Regions from separate parts of the Homo sapiens genome. Here region 1 is linked to region 2. Evidence: chromatin contacts called from ENCODE Hi-C or POLR2A ChIA-PET data. All regions are on one chromosome and are shown on one strand. The core of a region is the stretch at or near the end of the contact, and the rest is flanking DNA. Distances in the headings are between cores, read along the strand shown. Region 1 overlaps RAP1GAP2 (RAP1 GTPase activating protein 2). Region 2 holds the start of CCDC92B (coiled-coil domain containing 92B).

What was found. Hi-C counts contacts between places; a loop is a spot of excess contacts on that map. ChIA-PET counts read pairs that join two places held with the same protein, here RNA polymerase II (POLR2A). Pooled maps may share reads with other maps.
Region 1: a pooled map shows a loop between it and region 2 (2.7-fold over the local background). The contact joins the enhancer-like site here to the promoter of CCDC92B in region 2. A Hi-C loop is called at or near these places in 4 of 50 pooled maps. POLR2A ChIA-PET finds 5 or more read pairs at or near these places in 2 of 52 experiments (WTC11 and activated naive CD4-positive, alpha-beta T cell).

Annotation. Positions count from the first base shown.
Region 1 is chr17:3,002,535-3,006,340 of GRCh38, reverse strand. RAP1GAP2 (RAP1 GTPase activating protein 2) reads right to left here. Exons shown (of 25, transcript NM_015085.5): 15 at 901-972; 16 at 300-386. Among named protein-coding and RNA genes, the nearest start is that of RAP1GAP2-AS1, 39 kb to the right of the region's middle. RefSeq lists enhancers at 2,373-2,422, 2,593-2,722, 3,633-3,802. Within about 2 kb of position 2,125, at least 37 of the 41 ENCODE cell types and tissues checked have a DNase peak (open chromatin) inside an H3K27ac peak, as active enhancers do.
Region 2 is chr17:2,747,142-2,751,089 of GRCh38, reverse strand. CCDC92B (coiled-coil domain containing 92B) reads left to right here and starts at 1,438. Exons shown (of 4, transcript NM_001355573.2): 1 at 1,438-1,679. It overlaps MIR1253 (microRNA 1253), which reads left to right and starts at 2,908; the gene lies at 2,908-3,012. RefSeq lists a silencer at 1,059-1,248.

The sequences.
Region 1 (3,806 bases), core at 876-3,375, 250 kb before region 2:
CTGGCCAACATGGAGGAAACCCTGTCTCTACTAAAAATACAAAAATTAGCTGGGCGTGGTGGCGCACACCTGTAATCCCAGTTACTAGGGAGGCTGAGGCAGGAGAATCACTTGAGCCCGGGAGGCAGAGGTTGTGGTGAGTCCCAAGATCATGCCACTGCACTCCAGCCTGGGTAACAGAGCAAGACTCTGTCTCAAAAAAAAAAAAAAAAAAAAAAAAGATGGAGGAGCCCTGGATGAGGCTGGCTAACAGGTGGCCCAGCAGTCAGGAGGGAGACCTTCAGAAACCACACTCTCACCTCCAGCTTTGCAAACTTGTCCGACTTGCAGCAGGCGTTCTCGGCATTGGTGAGCTTGGTGAGCAGAAACTCCCTGAATTCCGGGCCCTGGAAGAGACAAGACGGACCTCAGGTCTGTCACTCTCGGCTGTTGCCAGAAGGTCTTCAGCCACAGTGACAGGCAGGCAGAGCCGGGGCCATGGGGAGAACCCCTGAAAAGTCCCTTCCGACAGCGGATCATTTCTAGCCCAGGCCAAGCCCACTTGCAAATATCCCAACAAGGAAACCCGCTTCCCTGGTCCTGGGAAGCCACAGTGGCACTTCCACGACTGGAGCTCATTCCTGCCCAAGGCTCCTTGACCGGGGCTCAACATAAAAGCCCGTCTTTCAGCAGAAAAGCAACCCCAGTGTCAAACACCCTGACAAGTGGTCCTATGCTGGGCCAGACTGGCAGCATGAAAGAGGTGGGGAGAGACCCCAAGAAAGGAGGTTCCCCCCAAAACCTGCAAAAGGAGCTCCCTAATGTTCCCAGCCTGAATTTGGCTCCATCCCAACCATTGCTACTCAAGCACTGAGACCTGGCATCGTGGATGCGAGAGGGGCAGAAGGAAGAGTGTCCTACCTTCTGGAAAACGGGGGGACTGGGCAGAGGTGGACCAAAGGTGGGCACATCTTCCCGCGCAGTGACAGAGACCTGAGTGAAACAGAGTCATGGTACGGACCTGGAGGGAAGAGACGAGCGCTGCCCCTACGGGAGCCACGCTCCTTACAAAGCTACTCACCTTCTCCCTCCTCCTCTTCCCAGAACACAAACAAAATACTCCTGTGAGCATCGCCAGCACAGGCCCTGACCCTGTTCCTAGAAGTGGGGCCGGACGGTGTGGGGCCATCCGCAGCCTCTCATCTGCATTCCTGGAGGCCAGAAGCAGGTTTGGCAAGATGACTGGACAGGGCTGGGACCCTAATTTTAATGCCATACAAGTGCCCGGGAGATGGCATCTCGTGACCTCATTCGACCGTGACGCTAATCCTACTGAGAAGGCACAGGGAGAACTGTTCTCCCTGATGAGGAAACAGATGCCCAGAGACACACAGAGAAGCCCCCAAGTCCCACAGGTGATTAGCCGCAGAGGAACAGAGCATCCAGACCTCTCCCGACCCGTCTCTGGGGTTCTCTTCCCAAGCCTGACTCCTCAGCTCGGCCATAAATCAGAATTGCTTCAAAATTGCTTCAGGTGTTTAAAAATACAGACTGGGTTCATGGGCTCTGGCCTAAACCTGCCGAATCGGAAGGGTAGGGCCCCCCGGAAACTCTCGTGCAGCCGGTGGACCCGTGTTCGGGAGCCCTGGCCCCACACACGGGGTCAGCCAGTCCTAGGCCCAGGCTAGGAACTGAGGGTGGGGCGCGCACCTCTGGCACCCTGAGTGAGACTGAGCTTTAGAGTGACGGCCTCGAGGTTCGCTGCATGGGGGTCGCCCAGGCGTGGGACGGGCCCCACACCCCGCCTTCCCTCTGCACAGAGGTGCCCTGACTTCACCTATTCTCAGCCCACGAGGCTGTGAGGCTCTCGGGAGACTGCCCTCCCTTCCCTACACAGCCGCTGACGTGAGCCCAGCCCTGGCGTGCTGCCAGCCTCCCCGGCCTGTGAAGTGGAGCAGATGCAGAGTCTGCCAGGCCGGGTGAGCAGGCAGCTGGGCACCGAGCCAAGGAAAGGCCCTGCCAGAGTCCGGAGGGGAAACGGAGCGGGAGAGAGCTGGTCAATACGGGCTTTCTCTTCTCAAGCTCCAGGCTGTCTGCCCAGCCCAAACTGCAGTGCCCCGAGTCAGGAAATGGTGCGCGTTCGGCTGACGTGATTTCTGGCTGGGCTCCAGCAGCTGAACCCGGTTCCCTACCACCACCCACCAGGCACCGGTGGCCCAGGTCAAGAATTCAGTCACAGAGCCAGAATCAGGGGTGGGGGTGTGGGAAGGCTATGGGGAGACTGCAGACCGTGGGCACCTGGGACAGAGGCCAGAGGGCAGCCCCAGCTCTGCCCTTCCCACCCCACTCCCCCTCCTCCTCCAGCCTGCATTAGAGTGGTCTGTGCCGACCGTGTAAGTGGCTTCAGACACATCCTCAAGTCCATCCAACCCTCCAGCTGGACAGTCCCACAGCAGAGCCCTGTGGGCCACACGGAGGACAGGGCCCTTCCTTGCGACGTGCGTTCACCTTCCATCCTCATTGTGCGCCTCTCTTGACCCCATTCCAACCAGGCGGCCAGGCCTTTGTTGTTCCCCCCTCTTGGGGACATCTGGGTCACTGGACTGAAAGCAGAAGTTGCCTGAACACAGCCCCACCTTCCTGTTTTCTAAATGCAGCGAGGGCCTCCAGCGAGGGCTTGGAGGGAGGGAGAGAGGCAGATGCAGGTGACTCTGGGGAAGGGACCTGCATGGCTGGAAGGAGGAAGGAGCTTGGTGTGGGTCATGAGGATGCACTGGGAACCTCAGAAAGCTTCAAACGTGACAAAGGCCCCACGCCCAAGAGTGGCCTGGGAGCCGCGGTGGCACACAGAGCATCGTCCGAGCAACAGACAAGTCGTGACGGGAAACGGGGAGGGGGCTACAAAGACAGGGCCCTCCCCGGCGGTGGGCTTCACCTGAGATTCCTGACACCTTTGAGGACTTCCGGAGAGGGAGGCAGGGATAGGGGGGAGGGAAAGGGGTAGTCCTGGTGATGGCTGAGCTGGACTTTCCTTCCAAGCAGGCAGGATGAGGACTACACTCATTTCTGAAAAATAATCCAGAGTGATGCTTCGTGCACACCCGACTCCGTGGAGCCAATTTCTCGCCTGCTCTGATGGCTCAATGACCAAGACCGCAAGCAGACCCAGACAGGACCTCAGCCACAGCTCCCTGGCTCTGTGGCCTCAGGCCTTAAGTGGGTTCAGCTCTCAGCTTCCATTTCCTCCCTCTAGCGAGAGGTCTTGTCTCACCAGGGGCTTGTCAGGATTCAAGACTGTGCGTCTAAGGACCCAGCACCGTGCCTGGCATGAGCAAGCAGCTGGTAAGGGGTAACCACTGTCGCCCAGTGGCCTTTTCACTTCCCCTGCTGACCTGCACCCAGTAAAGGGCTCCTGAAATAGAGTTTCCCCAAAGCACCTTGCAACCCACCACACACACACACACCCAAGCACGCCTCCTTCCCTCCCGCAGGATGTCAGGGCTAGCAGCCTGCAGGTGTCTAATCCAACTTCCTCATTTCACACAGACAAAACTAGAGGCCCAGAGAGGGAAGGAACAAGGTCACGCAGCAGAGGCAGTGCCAGGACCAGAACCCCAGGCAGCCCGGCCCCTCCGTGGACAGAAGAGGACCCCTTCCTGCACACACCCAACCCTGTCCCTCCTTTATACTCTTCTTTCTTCAGCTCACCCTCCCCAGTGGAGGCCTCCTGGGGCTTACTCAGTCCCAGAGGAAATCTCAGCCTTCTTTGCCACAGCCCCTGAGCCTGCAGGGGCCAGCTAAGGTCCTGCTTCACCCAGGCCCCCTGG
Region 2 (3,948 bases), core at 189-2,688:
GCCTCCCCAGGGCCTCTGTGGCAAGTAGGTGCCGGGTCTCCCAGCTCTGAAGGTACAGGGCTTCTCTGAAAATTTGGTCCAGGAGGAAAGGCCAGGGATTATTTGGCTAGCCATGGAGTGGGGAAAGCCAGGCACCAACCCATTAGCCTGAATCCACTCAGCCCAGTCCTCCAGGCAGGGACAGGAATGACTTACCCAGAGCAATCTCTGAGCCACCTGCCACTCACACAATGCTACCTCATCCCTTGTCATGAGCACAGAGGCCTAACAAGCACTCAGCAGTACTGTTCTGAGCACTTTACAGGAAGGAATTCATTTAATCCTCACAACAACCCGAAGATCTTATGAGCTACATAGATCATCATTATCCTCATTTACAGATGAGACCAAGCCCCCGGCAGGAGGAAGATATTAGGGCAGCCACACTTTTGAGGCACACAGTGGGACTCCTGAAGCCTCCCACGTTTGGTGAAAACGGATCAACAGCAATGCCTCGCACGTGTTCTGAACTTTGGAGTTTTTTTGTTTATTTGTTTTTGACATAGAGTCTCGCTCTGTCACACAGGCTGGAGTGCGGTGGCACGATCTTGGCCACTGCAACCTCTGCCTCCCAGGTTCAAGCGATTCTCCTGCCTCAGCCTTCCGAGTAGCTGGGATTAGAGGCGCCCGCCACTCCCGGCTAATTTTTGTAGTTTTAGTAGAGATTGGGATACATACACCATGTTGGCCAGGCTGGTCTCGAACTCCTGACTTCAGGTGATCCGCCCGCCTCGGCCTCCCAAACTGCTGGCCTCACAGGCGTGAGCCACTGCGCCCGGCCTGAACTTTGGAGTTTATCAAGAATCTTCCCTTGGCTCTTGGGACCCTCATAGAACTTAAAGCATAATAATAATAATAAAAGAATTTTAGAAATAGGGCATCTTATCAACTGCGGCCCAGAGAGGTGATGTGACTCACCCAAGGCCACACAGCTAGTGAGAGGTCTGGGGCAGGTTTGCTGCTGCCTAGACACGGGACGGATTCCCAGCCCACTGGTCAGATCGCGCTTCGCCCCAAGCCTTGCCTGCGCGGCTGCGGGCGCTGCCTCTCCTTCCTACGCCAGGGCGGGAGGGGCGGAGCGGATCGCGGCCTGGCGGCCTGGGCGCTGTCCGCGGTGCTGATCCTTCGCCGCGCCCCTGCGCGCCAAGGCACCGGCGGGTTCCCCAGTTTGCCCTTCCAGCTACCAGCCAAAGCCAGCTCCGCGAGCCCAGCGGCCCGCTGGGGGCCTCAGGCCCGGTTCCCGGGGCTCTCGGGGCTCCCGGGGTTCCCCCTCCCCCCGACCGCGCGCCGCCGGCCTCCCCTCCCCCCGCCCCGCCCACGGCCCCTCCCCGCCCGTCTCAGGTCCCTCCCCTCCCCCTTTCTCTCTCCCGCCCCCCGCACCCCTCCGGCTCGTTCGCCAGTTCCGGTCACGTTGCTGGGTGTTTACGCCTCGAGCCCGCCCCCGACCCCCCTTCGGCGCCCCCGAGCCCCCCGGAGCCCCGGCCCGACTGCCCCGCAGCCTCCCAGCAGCTGATGGCGCCGCAGCCGGGGCGGGCGCTGCAGATCCCCGGGCGCAGCTAGCGTGGGGGGAAGAGCGCCGCCCCCACCCAGCCCGGCCCGGACCCAGGGCCCCGCCGGCCGGTGACTCCCAGGTCCCGAAGGTGAGGAGGCCGGTCGGTGGGCGTGGGGGGTGTGGGCGCCGGAGCGGCCCCAGGGGGGAGCAGCGCGGCCAAGCTCCAGCTCCCCCGGGAGGGCTGGCGCGGGGCTGGGCACCGCAGCGCGCGGGAGGCGGACAGGACTCGCGGCGGGCTGCTGGCAGAAGTTGTCCTCCACCGCCCAGACCCGGGCCCTGCCTGGCACTGCCGGGCGTCCAGAGCGGCCCGAGGTCGAGCCCCGCCACCTCCCGCCACGCACACCTTTATTTCTGCTGCCTTTGCCCTCCTCTCTGCTACCTCGCTTCCCCGTCCTCCTTAGTCTCCACATCCCCCCCCCAACCCCTGCCTTCCCTGGGAGTCATATTGGAGGCATAATCAGGGCAGAACCTGAAGCCTGAAGGGGGTGGGGGGCTCCAGTTTCCCCATACACCCCATTCCCGTGTGACTGGATCCTCAGCTTTGCTGAGGTGGAGGGTCCTGAGCGCTTCAGTGCAGGGGGCAGCCAGAGTTGAGGGGTTCGGCGGGGAGGGGCTCCGGAGTGGAGAGGACCACAAGGTCCCTGGGGAGTGTGGCTCCACCACTGGCCAAGCGGCCCCACCTTGCAGACAGAGTCCTAGACATTTGTCAAAGGCTGAATCCTTGTTCCAAACTCCAGTCCCCAGGAAAGCCAAGGATGTGGGGTTGAGGGACCAGCATACTTATTTTTTAATATGTGTATTTACTTGCCCTGGTGATTCCCAGTAAGACTCAATCCATTCTCCCTGTTTCAGCAGCATTCATTGTGGGCCTGTTCCTTGCAAGAGATTCCCAGAGACAAAGCCTTGCCCTCAGGAAGCGTATGGCTTAGTACAGAAGCCAGGTGCATTCAGGCACATGCACACACACACACACACACACACACACACACACAAACACGATGAAGACTTATGGCTTTGCACGGAAGCCAGGTGCGTGCAGGCATGCGTGCACACACACACACACACAGAACAAAGAGTGATAATATGGCAGACTGTGGTGCTAGCTGCCACCCAGATTCCAACAAATTGCCTGGGGAACAGAGAGGCGGGAGAGAGTCGTTCCATCTTGGTGGGGGATCAGGGATGGCTTCATGGTAAAAGTCACATCAGAGCAAGGCCCTGAAGGATGGGTCAGGCTTCAAGAGGCAGAGATAGGGTGGATATAGTAAGTGAGGGGATGGCCTGGCTACTGGGCTACTGGAAGAGTTTGTCATCAGAGCAGCAAGAGATAGAATCCAAAAGAGAAGAAGATCAGCCTGCAGATGTGGACTGCTAAATGCAGGCTGATCTTCTCCCCTTTGGGATTCTCTTATGAGAAGCCATAAACGCCAGGACGAGCACCCAGTGGGGTGCTTCTAGTTGCCAGGCACTGTAGTTGCAGATACTGAGCAAACTACTTTACCTTTCTAAGCCTGTCTCCTCATCGATAAAGTGGATACATTAATAGAATCTTCAACGTGGGGTTGTTGCCAAGATAAATGAGTTAATATATGTAAAATGCTAAGAACAGTACCAATTACTTATTATTATAAGTATTATTATTTATGCATTGATGCCATGTCCAAGAAAGGCTTCTTGAGTTCCTGCTTTCCGACTGCCCCAGGCCTCTGAGTCAGGCCATGAACAGGAATAATGACTAAGAAACATAAACCTCATATTGATTATTTCTTTTGAGATAGAGTTTTGCTCTTATTGCCCAGGTTGGAGTGCAGTGGTGCGATCTCAACTCACTGCAACCTCTGCCTCCCAGGTTGAAACGACTCTCCTGGCTCAGCCTCCCGAGTAGCTGGTACTACAGGTGCGTGCCATCATGCCCTGCTAATTTTTGTATTTTTAGTAGAGATGGGGTTTTGCCATGTTGGCCAGGCTGGTCTCAAACTCCTGACCTCAGGTGATCTGCCCCAGTCGGCCTCCCAAAGTGCTGGGATGACAGGCGTGAGCCACCGCACCTGACCTGATTCATTTATTTGTTCACTTATCGCCATGCTTGTCCTATCTAATATACCCGCGCTGACTATAAGAATAATAAAAATAAGTCTAACATTCTCCTTAAAACAAGAAAACATACATACTTAAAGAACTTTAAGAAAACATGGCTATTGACTGTTAAGAACAACACAAAGATATCTGTTGACTTGATAAATATTTTCAGTCCCAAACAGAAAAGAAACACTAGGAAAAGCTGAAACTGGGACAAGAGAACCCGCCAGTGAGTGAGGGGTGGCAGACAATGCAAACCCCAGGCAAGCAGGTCACAA